Linked DNA regions of Mus musculus: region 1 is linked to region 2. Evidence: chromatin loops called from intact Hi-C (ENCODE). Cell type or tissue: left cerebral cortex. All regions are shown on one strand. Each heading gives the region's core, and the rest is flanking DNA. Links, peaks and the distances in the headings are about the cores only. Region 1 overlaps Pfkfb4 (6-phosphofructo-2-kinase/fructose-2,6-biphosphatase 4). Region 2 holds the start of Trex1 (three prime repair exonuclease 1).

Region 1 (7,423 bases), core at 2,627-5,126, 57 kb before region 2:
TGTGGTGAGGGTGGGGGAGGAGTGAGGGTGGGGCATTGCCCTAGAGAAGGCTTGGTTAAGTTACAACCCATTTGCTAAGAAGTTCCTCCTCTCTCAAACTCTGAATGCTCCTGAGCTGCAGTTACTCAGTGCAGTGACTGCCTGCTGGGGCTGGCTCGGTGCCGGGGCTGGCTCGATGCTGTGTGACAGGGCCTGGAACCTCAGAGCCGAGTCCTGCTGCCATCTCTGGAATGCTAGGATTAAAGTGTGTGCCACCATGCCCAGCTGTAGGTCTGGCTTCTTAACCTCTCAGGTTGTAGAGAGTTTGGCATATAATGGGTTTAGGGAGAAATTGTGTGTAGCCTCCTGATGGCTGTCCCTTCCCTGCCCCAGTGTTAAGGACCTTTGGTAAGGACATTCTATGGGAAGGAAGGGGCTTCAGGGAAAGGCGAGGCTTACCCAGGACGTGTCTGGGACCATCGCATGACATGGAGGTCCTGTTTGTCTACTCCAGGCTACCCTAGAAGATGCATATTATTATTTCTTTTCTGTCCCAAGATGGGCACTCTCACCAGTACTGGAGTATGTTTGTCCTATGCTTGGCATGTTCTTGGCATGTGCTTGGCATGTTCTTGGCATGTGCCAGCCAGGCCTTGGGTTTAGTCTAACATGGCTTGGATGCTGTGGAATGAGTAGTTGACACTCACGATCTCTGTCCCCCTCCCAATTAAGGCGTAATGTTTTGAAGAGTGATGAAATGTCCTTATTGGAAGGGCTGGTGGGATGCTCGTAGAGTTGTGTCCTGCTGGGCATGACTGTGCATACTTTTCATCCTATCACTTGGGAGACAGATGCAGACAGATCTCTCTGAGTTCAGGGACAGCCTGGTCTGTATAGTGAGTTCCAGATAGCCAGGGCTACATAGTGAGACCCGTCTCTAAATAACAACAGAAATAAGCCTTGTTCTATCTTCATGTCTGCTGCTGTGGTAAGACACTAGACAAAAGCATAAGAGAGAGCATAGGGGAGAAAGGTGGGTTTGGTTTACTGGTTCAGACTGCAGTCCACCGAGAGAGGTCAAGGCGGGACTCAGAAGCAGCTGGTCACACCCGCAGCTCAAAACAGAGAGGTGATAAGTGTGTGCCTGCCTGCCTGCCCAGCTTGCTCTTCACTCTTAAATACGGTTCAGGGACCAGGTCACCATAGGGTGTCACCCACATGGTCAAGGCAGGTTTTCCCACTTCAGTTAACCTAATAAAAAAAAAAGAAGAAGAAAAAAGAAATCAAAGGTTGGAGAGATGGCTCAGTGGATAAGAACACTGCTCTACCACAGGACCTAGGTTCAATTCCCAGCACCCACACAGCAGCTCATAACTGTCTGTAAGTCCAGTTCTAGGGGACCTGAAACCCTCACACAGACTTAAAATACAAACAAAACACTAGTGCACATAAAAATAAATATTTTTTTAAAATCCCTCATAGACATGCCCACAGGCCCACCTGATGCGGACAGTTTGTCATGGAGAGTTTTTCCAGGTGACTCTAAGGCTGTGTCAGCTTGACAGTCACTTACCACCACAAGCCCCTTGTCAGCTGTGGTGGCAGACTTGCCTCTGCATCTTGGTAGGACAGTAGTAGTGACTTTCTCAAATCAAGTCCAGCCTCGCAGTTCTGACCTGGAGCTGTGCACTAGGCTACTACCTATTCTCCCTATGGCCACCAGGGGGCAGGCGCACCCCACTGTGTACTTAAATCTGCTTCCTCTGCTCTTGAGTCATAGGGGTGAGACAGGGAAATCACCCAGAAGGGGTCTGACATTTAGGTAAGACTGGAGGCTAGGAGATGTATTGATGTTTGGATCTACTGCATGCTTGGTGGCTGATATCCGTTGTCCCCATTTTATAGGCAAGGAAACTGAGGCTCACAAAGTCCAAGAGTCTCATATACTCTGTACAGGTTTCTTCACATTTGAAGTAACTGTTGAGTTTGGAGGTCCGTGCCTACAGTGCCAGCAGTTAGGGGGTGAAGGCAGGAGGGTCAGGTTTAAGGTTAGCAATCCATTACATACTTCAAGGCCAGCTTGGGCAGCATGAGGCCATGTCTGAAAAGACCCAAAACCAATCAATTAAACAAAACAACAACAACAACAACTTCCCATCATCCACTCACCTAAATATCTCATGGCTAATAGGTCAACATCTCAGGTGCAAAATCTAAAGCATTGCCAAGGCGTAGGCCCCGTTTGCTCAGTGGTGGTGCCTTCCCAGGTGTGCATCTGAGCTTAGGATGGGTTAACACTGTTTGGGGCCATTCAGTCTGAATTAGAGGAGTAGCGTGTGGGGATGTAGTGTTTGTGGTGTCGGTATCCCCAGCTGCCAGCGGTTTCCCTGGGGCTCCTGAGAGGCCAGCATGTGGGGAGTAATTCAGATGAGAAACCCAGACAGAGAGGTGGGAGGAACTAACCCGAGGTCACCTGCAGGGACACAGGAGCCTCTGGCAGAGGATGGGACAGACAGTCCTGTTGTTTTTGTTCTACACCTAAAGCCTGAATCTAGCCACTGGGCCACAGGGCCAATTTCCACGGACCATCCCAGTTTTTCTTCTAAGGAGTTGGAAAAAAAAAAAGGACCAGAAGTAGTTTTTATTTTGCTCTGGCTTTTCCTTTGTTGTTGTTTGCAGTACCAGGGATTGAACCAGGGCCTTTTTGATAGATTGGCTTCACCTTCAGGCCAGGCAGAAGGAATTTTTGTTCTGTTTTGTTTTGAGATCGATGCCACACAGGAGCTCAGGCTGGCCTTGAACCTACTACATAGCCACGAATGACTTTGAACTTCCGACTCTCTTGTCTCCACCTTCCAAGCGCTGGGATTACAGGCATTTGCCACGGGGGTGGGGGCGGGGAGCACACCAGAAGTCTTAAAAATGGGAAGTCTGAGAAGGAGAAGAAAGGGGCGATTTTCTATCCGCACACCCACTGTCGAGGTCTCAAAAGCTACATAACATTCAAATATACAAAATCACGTAAGACAAAGGTGTAAACAAGTTTGTGCTGGCTCATATATGCATCTATACAGGCACATGTATGTACACACACCCCACCAGGCACATTCCTATCCTGTTTTCTTACCGTACATGAGCTCCCTGTGTATACCATGGACATATAACCTCATGCGTATACTTTATATGCACATATCTACATACACATGAGACTATATACCATATGCGCACATGGGCATGTTCACATACATGCACAACCCCTGAGCACATATGGCCACACTGTCTGTGAGAGTGTGTACGCACACGTGGGAATCTTCACTTGGGCTCATTTTTGAGGGTGTGATACTGAGTCGTACACACGTGCTCAGCCTTTGTTTACATCTGCACACCAAGCACACTTGGACCCTAAGACTCCCTTCAGGTTTGCCGACTTCCCAGGACTCACGGCTAAGGTCCACTACAGCAAACTGACAGAAAGGGAAGGCTCATGGCGTGAAGTCCACAGGAACCAGCATGGAAGCTGTCTCCTTGGAGTCCCACAGGATCTCTCAGTTCATCCAGCAAGAGTCCAGGGGGCTCTCACACACGCCGGCACACTTGCAAACCCATACATGGGTACAGTACATTCATGCCCACACAGAGACATGCAAGCACAAGTGTATGTGTACACTCATACATGAGTGTGCACGCAGGCCCCTAAGATGTTCTCCTGGCATTTTCTTTGAGGCCCTGGGATTCCTCCTCCACAGTAGATCCACAGTCAGAACAGCTGCCAAGCTTAGCCCAGAACATACTGACCTGCAGGCTGGTCGGAAAATGGGCCAGCAGTGCTCGTTTTCTAGACGCAGAATTCAGACATTTTGGCAAAACACTTTTTTAAAAAATGTTTTTTATCCTTTATTTTATATGTGTGAGTGTTGTGACTTCATGTGCTCTACATACATGCCTGGTGTCCTCTGAGGTCAGAAGAGAGTGCTGGATTCCCTCAACTGGAGTTATGGTGCTTGTGAGCGGCCATGTGGGTGCTGGAATTGAACCTGGGTCCTCTGAAAGAGCATCCAGTGCTCTTAACCACTAAGCCATCACTCTAGCCCCTTAAAAACATTTTTTTAAAGATTAAATTTTTCTTTCATTTTATTATTTTTGTGTGTTTCTTCTGCATGTGTGTATCTGCCTGCCATGCCCTCAAAAACCAGAAGAGGGAGCCAGAGTCCACAGAATTGGATGTGGGTGCTGGGTTTTGAACCTGGTTCTCTGGAACATTAGCCAGAACCATTCTGAACCATTGAGCCATTTCTCTATCCCCTTAAGATTTGCTTTAATGTCCGTCCATCTGTCCATCTGTCTGTCCTTCTGTCTGTCTATTTTTGTTTTTCAAGATAGGATTTCTCTGTGTAACAGCCATGGCTGTACTTTGTAGACCAATTCACAAAGATCCACCTTCCTCCTCTTCCCAAGTGCAGGGATTTAAGGCGTGTGCTGCCATCACTCCCTGGCTTTCTTTTAACTTTTAAATATCTTTGTGTGTGTGTGTGTGTGTGTGTGTGTGTGTGCGCGCGCGCGCGCGCCGTATACATACAAGTACTACAGAGATCTCTGGCATTAGAGTTGCTTAGTTTTGCACTGTCTGATGGGTGCTGGGGACTGAACTCATGTCCTCTAAAAGCTCCACAGTTGCCATGAACCACTGAGCTGTCTCTCTACAACTCCCAGAGGAAAGCTCTTTGCAGCTTTAATGGAAAACCCTACAGAGCACAGAGGATCACCAGGAGGCACGAGGGCACAGCTACCTAGTGACCTGGACCTGGCTCCACAATGACATCTATGCAGTATAGTCCTTTGACACTGACACTGACACGTGGGGGTGGGGGTGGGGGTGGGGGTGGGGTGCATGCACATCCTGAGATCACAGATGGGAGATCTAGCACTGGTCTATGACAGTAAGTGAGGCACAGGTGGGAGGGCTTGCCTGGAGTGGGCCATGCCCTGGGTTCCATCTCTAGCATTGCTTGTTTGAAAAGGGAGGATGTTGGGCTGGCGAGATGGCTCAGCGGCTAAGAGCACTGACTGCTCTTCTAAAGGTCCTGAGTTCAAATCCCAGCAACCACATGGTGGCTCACAACCACCCATGATGAGATCTGATGCCCTCTTCTGGTATATCAGAAGTCAACTAATAATAATAAATGAATCTTTGGGCTAGAGCAAGGACTGAGTGAGTGGGGCTGACCAGAGCGAGCAGAGGTTCTAAAAATTCAACCCCCGACAACCACATGAAGGCTCACAATCACCTCTACAGCTACCGTGTACTCACATACATAAAATAAATAAATAGTAAAAATCTTTTTTAAAAAAAAGAAAGAAAAGAAAAGGGAGAATGTCATAGATAGAAAGCAAACATACAGCACGTGGGAGGCAGAGGCAGGTGGAGCTCTGTGAGTTCAAGGCTAGCGTGGTCTATATAGCGAGCTCTAGGCCACCCGGTGCTATAGAGTGAGACCTCCCTCAAGCAAAACAAAGCAAAGGTAGCTTTGTCTCTCCAGACCTTTAGGAGAAGTGGGCTAAGTGGGGATGGCCTCCACGTGGCCGTCATTTTACAGCAAGCGAGGCATCTAAGTGTATCATTGCACCTGATCATCCGGGGTCAGAGCTGAGCGGGCACAGCGCTGTGCTAGAGGCAGAGAGGATGGTAGCCTGCTCCATTAGGGGGTGGTTTGTGGAGGTCTCTCTTCCAGGACATGTGCAGCCATGTGTCCTTCCTTGCTGCCCTCGGCCCCAGCACAGAGAATGTCTGATTGGAAAGCATTTATCCCGGGGTCAGAGAAATGAGAAATGTCTCCAAGGTTAAGAGCGTTTGCTGCTCTTACAGAGAACCTGGGTTCAAGTCCCAAGTCCCAGCATCCACATAGTGGTTCGTAGCCGCCTGTAACTCGAGTTCTGGGGGATCCAACACCCCCATCTGATCTCTGAGGGCACCAGGCACACACACACATGCGCGCGCACACACACACACACACACACACACACACACACACACACACACGATGTACATCATGCAGGCAAAACACACATATACACGAAATAAAATAAATAAACCAAACATAAATTAATTCATGAAAAGCACTTATCTTGGTAATCATAGACCACGCATGACATTTCAGAGTCGTGAACATGGCAGAGTGACAGCGGGTCCCCGATAAGATGACAAAGGAAAGTAGCGTTCAGAAAACCGACAGCCAGGGACACAGCAGATGAGAGCCACAAGCTGACAGATGAAAAAGGAGGAGACCGGAGGGCTGTCCCCTCCCCTGTCTGTCCCCTCCTCTGTCTGTGGTAGGGTTAAAGGTCCGATGCTAAGCTCACTCTGTGTTTTCTCTCCTGAAGGCAGTGTGCCTTAGCAGCCCTCAGTGATGTCCGGAAGTTCCTCAGTGAGGAGGGGGGACATGTGGCGGTAAGTGTGACACCCTAGAAACAGTCAAGAGTGAGACTTAGGATTCCCCTCACCCCACGCCCAGTTCACCATTTGCTTACCAGGCACCTGGAAGGGAAGTGAGTGGGATGGGTGTGCCCCTGCACGCCTGAGGGTGCTAGCCAGGGAAGAAGCATACAGAAGGAACTGTCTGGGCCTGCGTTTCCCCTGGACTTGAATCTACATTTAACGCCGCAGTTCTTCCTTCTAGAAGTTAGCACCAGCAGCAGCATACCTCAGTGTTCCACACATTAACTTCTGGATTAGGGAGCCCTGCCCATATCGGTTACCATTCCAGACCCTGGGGAGGGAATTCTACCAGGTTGCTGGATGATCCCTGCAGGCAGATGAAGTGTGGGTCCAGGGAGAGCTGGGGTAACCATGAGGAAGATCGCCCCTGGCCCGTGCATCTCATTCCTACCGATTTCCCTTTGGAGCCATGCCTCCTGGAGCTCTCAGACCCCAGTTCCAACTTGTATCTACTACCTGTGGCACGGCCATCACGGTCCTGGGAAAAGCACCTGTCCTGTAACCCAGGCCCCCTTCTCTCGGCTTTGCTGACCTGCTTGTGTTATTGAAGTGAGTCCCACAGATCCCATTCTTCAGTTAAGAGGCTGGAGGTGTAGCTCAGTGCTGGCCTAGCAGGCGCGGAGTCTGGGATTTGACCTCTAGCACGGAATAAACTGAGCATGGTTTTGCGTGCTTGTAGTTCCCGTTCTACGGAGGTAGAGGCAGGAGGATTGGAGCGTCCTTGGCTGTATAAGGAGCTGTAGGCCAGCCTGGGGTGCCTGAGAGCCCATGTCCAAACAACAGAATAGTGCTTGGGGAATACTTGGGGTGAGGCCTTGCCTAGCAGAAATGTCCTGATGTTTGTTTGGTCAGTTGGTTGGTTGATTTAAACAGCAACAACAACAAAACAAAAACAAACAGACAAAAAAACGTTTTTTCTGTTTGAATTTGGGTCTTCTGGCTTGACTACAC
Region 2 (7,423 bases), core at 3,305-5,804:
AAGTTGGGGGCTCGGTGTGCTATTGGCAGTAATTTGGGTGATCTGCCAGTCTATGCTGTGTGCTGTCAAAGGGCAGACCCTCTATTCTATGGGTGCCCAGGTTGGGCAGGGAGGCCTCTTCCAAAGAGCACAGCCGCCTCCCATCTAGCCTCCCTGGGATGGAGCTATGCTTGTTAACCACGGGATAGCCTGGGATATCACACAGCCTGTATGAGCTGCAGTTCCTCAGCATGTGGCAGCCTGTCTTGACTCGGATCCCATCTTGCCTGGCTTGTGGCATATGCTTGACAGCCATATGGTTGCTTGGTAGGGAGAGACCAGGTGTGTGGGTAGGTGGGTACAGGATGCCCGCCTGGGGTAGGGGTGTGTGTGTGTGTGGTGCGGGTGGCTTTACATAAATTCTCAAAGAGCAGCCCTGTTGTATACATGAGGAATCTGAGGCTGAAATGGACTTATACCAAACAACTGGGGAGTTTCTTAAGAGTCTTTTGCCAAAAGGGGTCCCCTGGGAACAGGTGATGTGAGGGTGGCCGGTCATGGTGAAAGGTGGTTACACTGGCTCTTTGGCAGGTTCGGAGCGACCGTCGCCATTGGCGTGACCATCTTTGTGGTGTTTATTGCCACTATCATCATCTGCTTCACCTGCTCCTGCTGCTGTCTGTATAAGATGTGCTGCCCCCAACGCCGTAAGCCTGCCTTTACCGACTTGGTTCACCCATGCCGATACCAGAGTTTACCAACTCGGTCCACCCGTGCCGATACCAGAGCGGGAAAGGGTTGATAACCAGGAACCTGTTTTGACTAAGCGGGAGGGGCAGGCTTGGCCTCTTCTGGCCTAGGGAGCTGTAAGATTTTAACTAATCAGGATTCTCGTTGCAGCTGTCGTGACCAACACCACAACTACTACCGTGGTTCATGCCCCTTACCCTCAGCCTCAACCTCAACCTGTGGCCCCCAGCTATCCTGGACCAACATACCAGGGCTACCATCCCATGCCCCCCCAGCCAGGAATGCCAGCAGCACCCTACCCAACGCAGTACCCACCACCCTACCTGGCCCAGCCCACAGGGCCGCCACCCTACCATGAGTCCTTGGCTGGTAAGTATCACTGTGGATTCAGTAAACCTGCATGGTCCCCCAACTCATGCCTCTGCTCCTCGGGTCCTTTCCTCCTGGCTTGCCTGCCCACTTGCGTTGCAGCCCAGTGTCCCCACAGCTAACCCATGTCCTTTCTCCTTCCAGGAGCCAGCCAGCCTCCATACAACCCGACCTACATGGATTCCCTAAAGACAATTCCCTGAACCTGCCCCCAGCCTCTTTGGCTGCCATTTATGTCGTGTGTGAGTGAGTGATACGCAGAGTTCTTTACTGCTGTCTGTGGTGTGTGTGCCTTGTCTAGACATGTGGCTTCCTCTGCTGTTGACCAGGTAGGCGCAAGTCTTACCAGTGTGGGTCGGGACCAACCTGTTTTCTTCCTCACTTGAAATTGTACTTTCTGAAATTTCAAGCAAATTAAAAACAATAAGGTAGGAGGTATTTCCCACGTCACCCCAAGGTGACCAGCCATGGCCTGTCATACTTAGGAGAGCAAGCTTTTTGCGGGTACAGAGCAGGCTTTGGGGGGTAACCAGCTAGCTGCTGCTAGGCCTTTATTCCCAGGGTTTGGCTGCATTGGCAGTGAGGCAGGTGGCTGGGGGTGACACCAGGTGACAAGGGGACTCAGTGGCAGGGGGTCACACCAGGCAGAACACCATACACTCTCCATCAGCTGTCTGTCTGGATGTCACTGTCCTTCCCGGGGCTGTATAGAGGGCCACATGTGTTCACTATTCAGGCTCCACTGGGGGAATTTTCCTACCTTTGCTGGCTTGGCTCCTGCTCCCAGGCCAGGGACCTCGGTCTGTCTACTACACACTCTGGTTTCTCCCTGCACTGTCTTTTTACTGTTAGCCAAACATTTTGCCTGTTTTCTGTCTCCAGATGTGTGATAATTGGTGTGAGGTTGAAATCCCTGGTTCCTGGAGGACAGACAACCTGACCTCCGACTGTCAGTTTCCCTTGACACCATCTTCATAGAAATACCTGACTCCTGTACCACAGTCCAGTTTGTCCCAGTAGCAGGGACACCAAGGCCAATGGGTTATCTGGACCAAAGGTGGGGTGGAGGGCCTAGGTGGTATCTCCGGCCCAGATGTGAATACCTCCATATTCCCTGTTGGTTCCTGTTTCACTGGCTGTTTTAGCTTTGTGTTGATTGGTGTTTCTGAGCATTCAGACTCCGCACCCTCATTTCTAATAAATGCAACATTGGACCCGCTTCCCCTTTCTTCAGCGCCTAGGCAGCTGGCCTTGGCTCTACACCAAAAACTATTTCTGTCTACTTCTTGAACTTGTTTCTTCCCTCTGTTAATTAGCCTAACAGGTTTGATTGTCCTGCTAAGAGAGCAGGAGAGAGGGACTGTACCTCATCCCTAGGGCCTGAGCATGGCCAGAGGCCCAGGCTGAGAAGCAGAGGCGGCAAGCAGTCAGTGCTATGGAAGTCTTTATTCATCATATTTCCCCTCTTGACTTACTGCCCAGGTGAGGCCAGGAAGAGTCCATACAGAGTGGCTATTGCCAAGGTCAGGAGGGTCAGCAGGCTCAGTGGGGCCAGCAGCCCCTCCTGTGATGGGGCTTCTGGGACCTTCTCTGGAGGAGGACTCTTAGGTCGCCTGCTCCTGCCATTGCTGGGACTTCCATTGGCTGTGGCCAGGGGTGTAGTAGCTGTGGCAGCATGTGGCCTTAGGTTGGTTGTTCCAGTGGTAGCCGGAGTGCCGTACATGGGCTTGACGGTGCTAAAGGGCCGGGCATGTTCGTCCACCCACTGCAGTAGGGCCTGTGGCTTCCACTGACAGATGCTGAGCAGGGTTAGAACATCACCTTCAGCAGTATGTGAGTCTGTCGGTGCTTGCCAGTACAGGCGGGTGTAGATGCTGCCCAGGCTGTAGCTTTTCCTCGAACCATTCCCTGAGGGGCTGCTAGCTTGTTCCAAGGCCTTTAGGGCAGCGATGCTGTCCACACAGAAGGTACCATCTAGGGGACTGGGAGTGCTCAGCCTAGCAAGCTCTGTCTGGAGCAGAGGAAAGTCATAGCGGTCACCGTTGTGTGCCACAAGGCAGCAAGGCTGTGGCTGGCGCTGCAGGAAGGCTCGGAGCAGGATGGCCAGGTTGTCATCGAAGCGTTGACGCCCCTGTACTTCCAGCTCAGCTTTGCTCAGACCTGTGATCTCACTGGCCCCAGGGCTACAGGCTTTCCCTGGAGCAATGCACAGAGAGAGCTTGTCCACCACACGGGGCGGTCTGGGCACTGGAGGTGGATGTCCCTGAGAAATGGAAGTGTTCTCCAGAGCACGTCTGTGGACAGCCAGCAGGCACAGCTCTGTGACTTCGGGCCGAGACGAAGGCAGGCCAGTGGCTTCCAGGTCTAAGAAGATGAGGGTCTGCATGTGACCATGGGGCAGGGTCTGTGAGCCCATGCTGAACCTGGGGAGGAGATGGGGTAATGAGTAGCAGCAGGAAGGTCTCAAGTGGGCTGAGGTGGGGTGCAGAAAGGCAGCTCAGCCCTTCCCTTCAGCAGGTACTATCCAGGGCCACTAGAAGCTGGAGGGCAGGGTTGTTCTAGTGGGATGGATCCACTACTTATTTGCCTTTTGAGGGAGGCCCTTCCCCTAGTGCTGACTACCTTCAGGGTGAGGGAACCCTATTCTCTTCTGCCTTACCCCATACCCTTACTCCACACTTACCGAGAAGCAGGCAGCAAGGCACTCCGCTGGGTCTGCTGCTGGCAGCAGTGTGGCTGAGGAAGTAAAACTGCCTGGGTCCACCCATAGGCCTGCCTCCTGAACAGGGCCCGCCCTGCTGTTAGCCTGCCAGGCCTGGCCCTCGTGCTGACGCTCCTCCCTCCCTCCCCAAGCACCCCAAAGGCCTTCCTAGATCCATATCTGTGATCCTGCTGGCTGGTAAAATGGACTACTGCCCCAACACTGACAACTCAAACTGGGTTGTCTCTAGGATTCAAATGTGCCCGTGAGCCTCTGCCTTTTCTTGTCTTTCCCCCAGTCCTTGATCCAGGCCTTCCTAAAAAGGGCTGCCTCCTTGGCCACAAACGTACCCCTGCCCCCACCACGGCCCCCGCCCAAAGCTATGACTCAGGGTAATTCCCGAAGAGGGGCAGGGTTTTTCCTCAGGGCAGATCAGTTACCATGGGGGCCATCTCAACTCCAGCAGGAGTCATCTCATCAATTCTTGGTCTGCCCTGTCCCTCCCTCTCAGCCACACAAATCGGACTCAGGAAACAAAGCTTGTGTTCTCAGCAGGAAGTGCAGTTTTAATCAGTGGATATGGCAAAGACGGCGGTGGGAGCTGGCGCCACCTTGTGGCTGGATGCTCAGGCCCTCAGTTACAGTCCATCTCAGAGTCTTCCAAATCAGTCTCCGCAGCACAGAGGTCATCCAGGGCAGCCTCTGAGCCAAAAGGAAGAGGGGTCTGAGGTTAACTCGACAGCGTGGGGGCTTGGAGGCCCCCATGCTCCCTAGCGTCACAGGAACCAACCAGTCCCTTCTATGCACAGGCTTTGCTCCCTCAGCGACTGTGAGCAAAAGTGACACAAAGGCAATTCGGACAGATCTTTGTGGAAAACCATGGCTCAGCGAGGCCAATTCAATAGACACCATCAAATGGGAACCTGTCATACTCAAAGACCCAGAGCAGGAAGGTAATACCCATGTGCCAGGAATGGCTCTGGAGGCAAGGGGAGACTCATGGAAAGGAGTCTGACAGAGGCACACGAAGGCTAGGACAGTGTCGTGCTAGCTTACCTTCACAGTCAGTCACATCAGGAAGGGCTCGAATCAGCATGCTGACCCCTGGCATCACCTGGTCGTACTGATGCAGGACCTCGACACAGTGCACAGTGAAGAGCTTGTCCTTCTGAGATAGGCTATGCAGCAGCAGCACAGTGTCCCGCAGACAGCGTATCGTCTGCTTCTGCTGGTGGGTCCTTGGACCTCCTGCCCGCCGCACCGTCAGCCATTGCCTGTGCAACATCACAGTGAGCGCTCTGACTGCCTAGGGTGAGAGGGCACAGCCTGAGGTCCAGAGACTTACTCACCTCACCACTTCAAGATCAACAGGATTGCTCTTAACTAACTGAGCATCCATGATGCTGGTCTCTGGCCACTCACCTCTACATTGCAGTGACAGTCAGAACCAATGCCAGCGGGGGCAGGGCTCTGTACACTCAGCTTGGCCAAGAGCCATACTACCTGGAACAAGAAGAGATAGTACCCATCCCATGTAGAACAGACGGTTGTCACAGGGCTTTGGCGGGCATTTCTAAGGTGCTCTAGCTACGTCTACAACTGCTTGCCTGCACAAGTGGGGTACAAGTAGTGGTAGTCTCAGGCTTTCAGACTTGAATCTCACCAACAGCTTACTGCTTCCAGGACCAGGATCGGGGCCCCCAAAGCCCAGGCAGCTCTGCTGAGCACCACTATAACCCAGGATGTGCTTGTATTGAATCCCTGTGAGGAACCCCTACATTTTACCCGTTGCTGTTTGACAAACTGGCAAAAAAGGAATTGTAGCTCCCACTTTCCCACAAGGGAAGGAGACTCTGGGCTCTCGGGGGGTGGGAGTGAAGGGTGAGCAGTGTCTGAGTCTTACCTCTTGTTCCAGCTGAAGCCACTGTGTCTCTGAGGCCGTTCTGTCAGGCCTTGATGTGATGTACATGTACAGCCTCAGGAGAAGGCAGCCTTCTGAAAAGGATGCAGGCCTCACTCAGGGACCCCCTTTTCTTTTCTTTTTTAAATTTTTGGTTTTTCGAGACAGGGTTTCTCTTTATAGCCCTGGCTGTCCTGGAACTCACTCTGTAGACCAGGCTGGCCTTGAACTCAGAAATCCACCTGCCTCTGCCTCCTGAGTGCTGGGATTAAAGGAGTGCGCCACCACGCCCAGCTTATGGGACCCCCTTTTCATTGTAGTCTGGGGTACAAGTACAGAAGCCCTTGAGGGGCTCTGAACCTGTACTGCCCCCAGGCCCTCCCTCCCCACTATAGGACAGTTGAGACTGTCCTGCCCTGCTTTACCTGGGTGGGAGCATAGCTGCCATGCTAGGCTGTCATGGTCCAGCAGCACAGAGAGCAGCTCAACAGCCAGGAGCACACAGGGCAGCGGCAGCGCTGAGCCGAGGCACTGTGGCAACACCGGGAACACACAGGAGAACCTAAAGAATGAGCACAGTTATGACACTCTCCAAAAGGACACTTACTGTAGTGAGCCATGGCTTCCAAAGCTGCTGGCCTGACTCTAGTCTACTGGCTTCAAGCCTGTCACAAATAAACAGGTCTAAACTTTAGTATAAGAATGCTGTGACTTGGGCTGGAGAGATGGCTCAGTGGGTAAGAGCACCCGACTGCTCTTCCAAAGGTCCAGAGTTCAAATCCCAGCAACCACATGGTGGCTCACAACCATCTGTAATGAGATCTGACTCCCTCTTCTGGAGTGTCTGAAGATAGCTACAGTGTATTTACATATAATAAATAAATAAATTAAAAAAAAAAAAAAAAGAATGCTGTGACTTAAACATGGCAGGCCTTAATCGGGGTGAGTATGGTGTGGCGTGTGTGTTTTGTGGTACATATATATAATCTCAGCAGAGGCAGGACCTACCACACAGAGCTGGAGATGAACCCGGCCTATATGCAACCAAGTAAGTCGCACTACCATATCAAAACCCCTCTTTTGCCCTAAAAAAAACAAAAAACAAAACAAAACAAACAAAAAAAAAAAACCCAAACCCAGGCCCTTATGTGGACCTTTATCAAGTAAATGGGATGGGACTCCCTGGATGGGGTTCCTTCCTATGTCTGCCATCACACAGTGACACTGGTGCATACCTTCAGCACGAGAAATATTCCTCAACTAATAGCAGAGCCCTGGCTAGGGCTCTAACAGAAACAAGCGTGTGCATGGCTACAGCTGTCTCACAAGGTCATAGAGCAAGGCAAAGGAAGCGGTTTTCTCCACTTGCTGGAAAACACTGACTTGTCACCTGCGTGGAAACCTACCTACCATGACGTGTGTGTGACTGAATATATATAACCTTCCCACTGAGGAATGAGACAAAGAGACAAAGGGACAAAGGGATGGAACCCAGTCCCAGAGCTCAGTTTGCTCTATTTACACTACCTACAGCAGTATGGGGAGAACTGGTGTGTGGGAGCGAGGCCGTGAGCATGTAGGTATGTACCAATGTGTACAGAGAGCATGGAGGTGGAGAGTATCCACCAGTGTCATTGGAAAGGAAAGGTTCACTATTTGGGGTAAACTCATTTTATAGCATTTTTAAATATGATTATTTATTTTTATGTGCTTTGGTGTTTTTA

Evidence for each region. A loop is a pair of places that touch in the nucleus more often than their neighbours do. Peaks named below come from ENCODE experiments on the same cell type or tissue, not always from the same donor. Only the 100,000 strongest peaks of a DNase experiment are listed, where the experiment ranks them.
Region 1: a loop joins it to region 2, with 6 times the contacts of the local background. A loop is called at or near these places in 31 of 42 quality-filtered maps.

What each region holds. Positions count from the first base shown.
Region 1 is chr9:108,999,215-109,006,637 of GRCm38, forward strand. Pfkfb4 (6-phosphofructo-2-kinase/fructose-2,6-biphosphatase 4) reads left to right here. Exons shown (of 14, transcript NM_173019.5): 4 at 6,358-6,424. Among named protein-coding and RNA genes, the nearest start is that of Pfkfb4, 11 kb to the left of the region's middle. In left cerebral cortex, for the core only: a CTCF peak has its summit at 4,169 (motif pointing right); a DNase peak (open chromatin) is centred at 4,178.
Region 2 is chr9:109,055,408-109,062,830 of GRCm38, forward strand. Trex1 (three prime repair exonuclease 1) reads right to left here and starts at 3,844. Exons shown (of 2, transcript NM_001012236.1): 1 at 3,782-3,844; 2 at 2,525-3,521. The coding sequence starts at 3,514. The coding sequence ends at 2,570. Atrip (ATR interacting protein) reads right to left here. Exons shown (of 13, transcript NM_172774.3): 9 at 6,125-6,261; 10 at 5,703-5,794; 11 at 5,222-5,302; 12 at 4,856-5,105; 13 at 4,340-4,501. The coding sequence ends at 4,434. It overlaps Atrip-trex1 (Atrip-Trex1 readthrough), which reads right to left. Exons shown (of 14, transcript NR_153412.1): 9 at 6,125-6,261; 10 at 5,703-5,794; 11 at 5,222-5,302; 12 at 4,856-5,105; 13 at 3,782-4,501; 14 at 2,526-3,521. It overlaps Shisa5 (shisa family member 5), which reads left to right. Exons shown (of 6, transcript NM_025858.3): 4 at 571-686; 5 at 880-1,098; 6 at 1,243-2,385. The coding sequence ends at 1,301. In left cerebral cortex, for the core only: CTCF peaks have their summits at 4,420 (motif pointing left) and 4,622; DNase peaks (open chromatin) are centred at 3,898, 4,385 and 4,932; H3K4me3 peaks cover 1,041 bases; H3K27ac peaks cover 1,612 bases.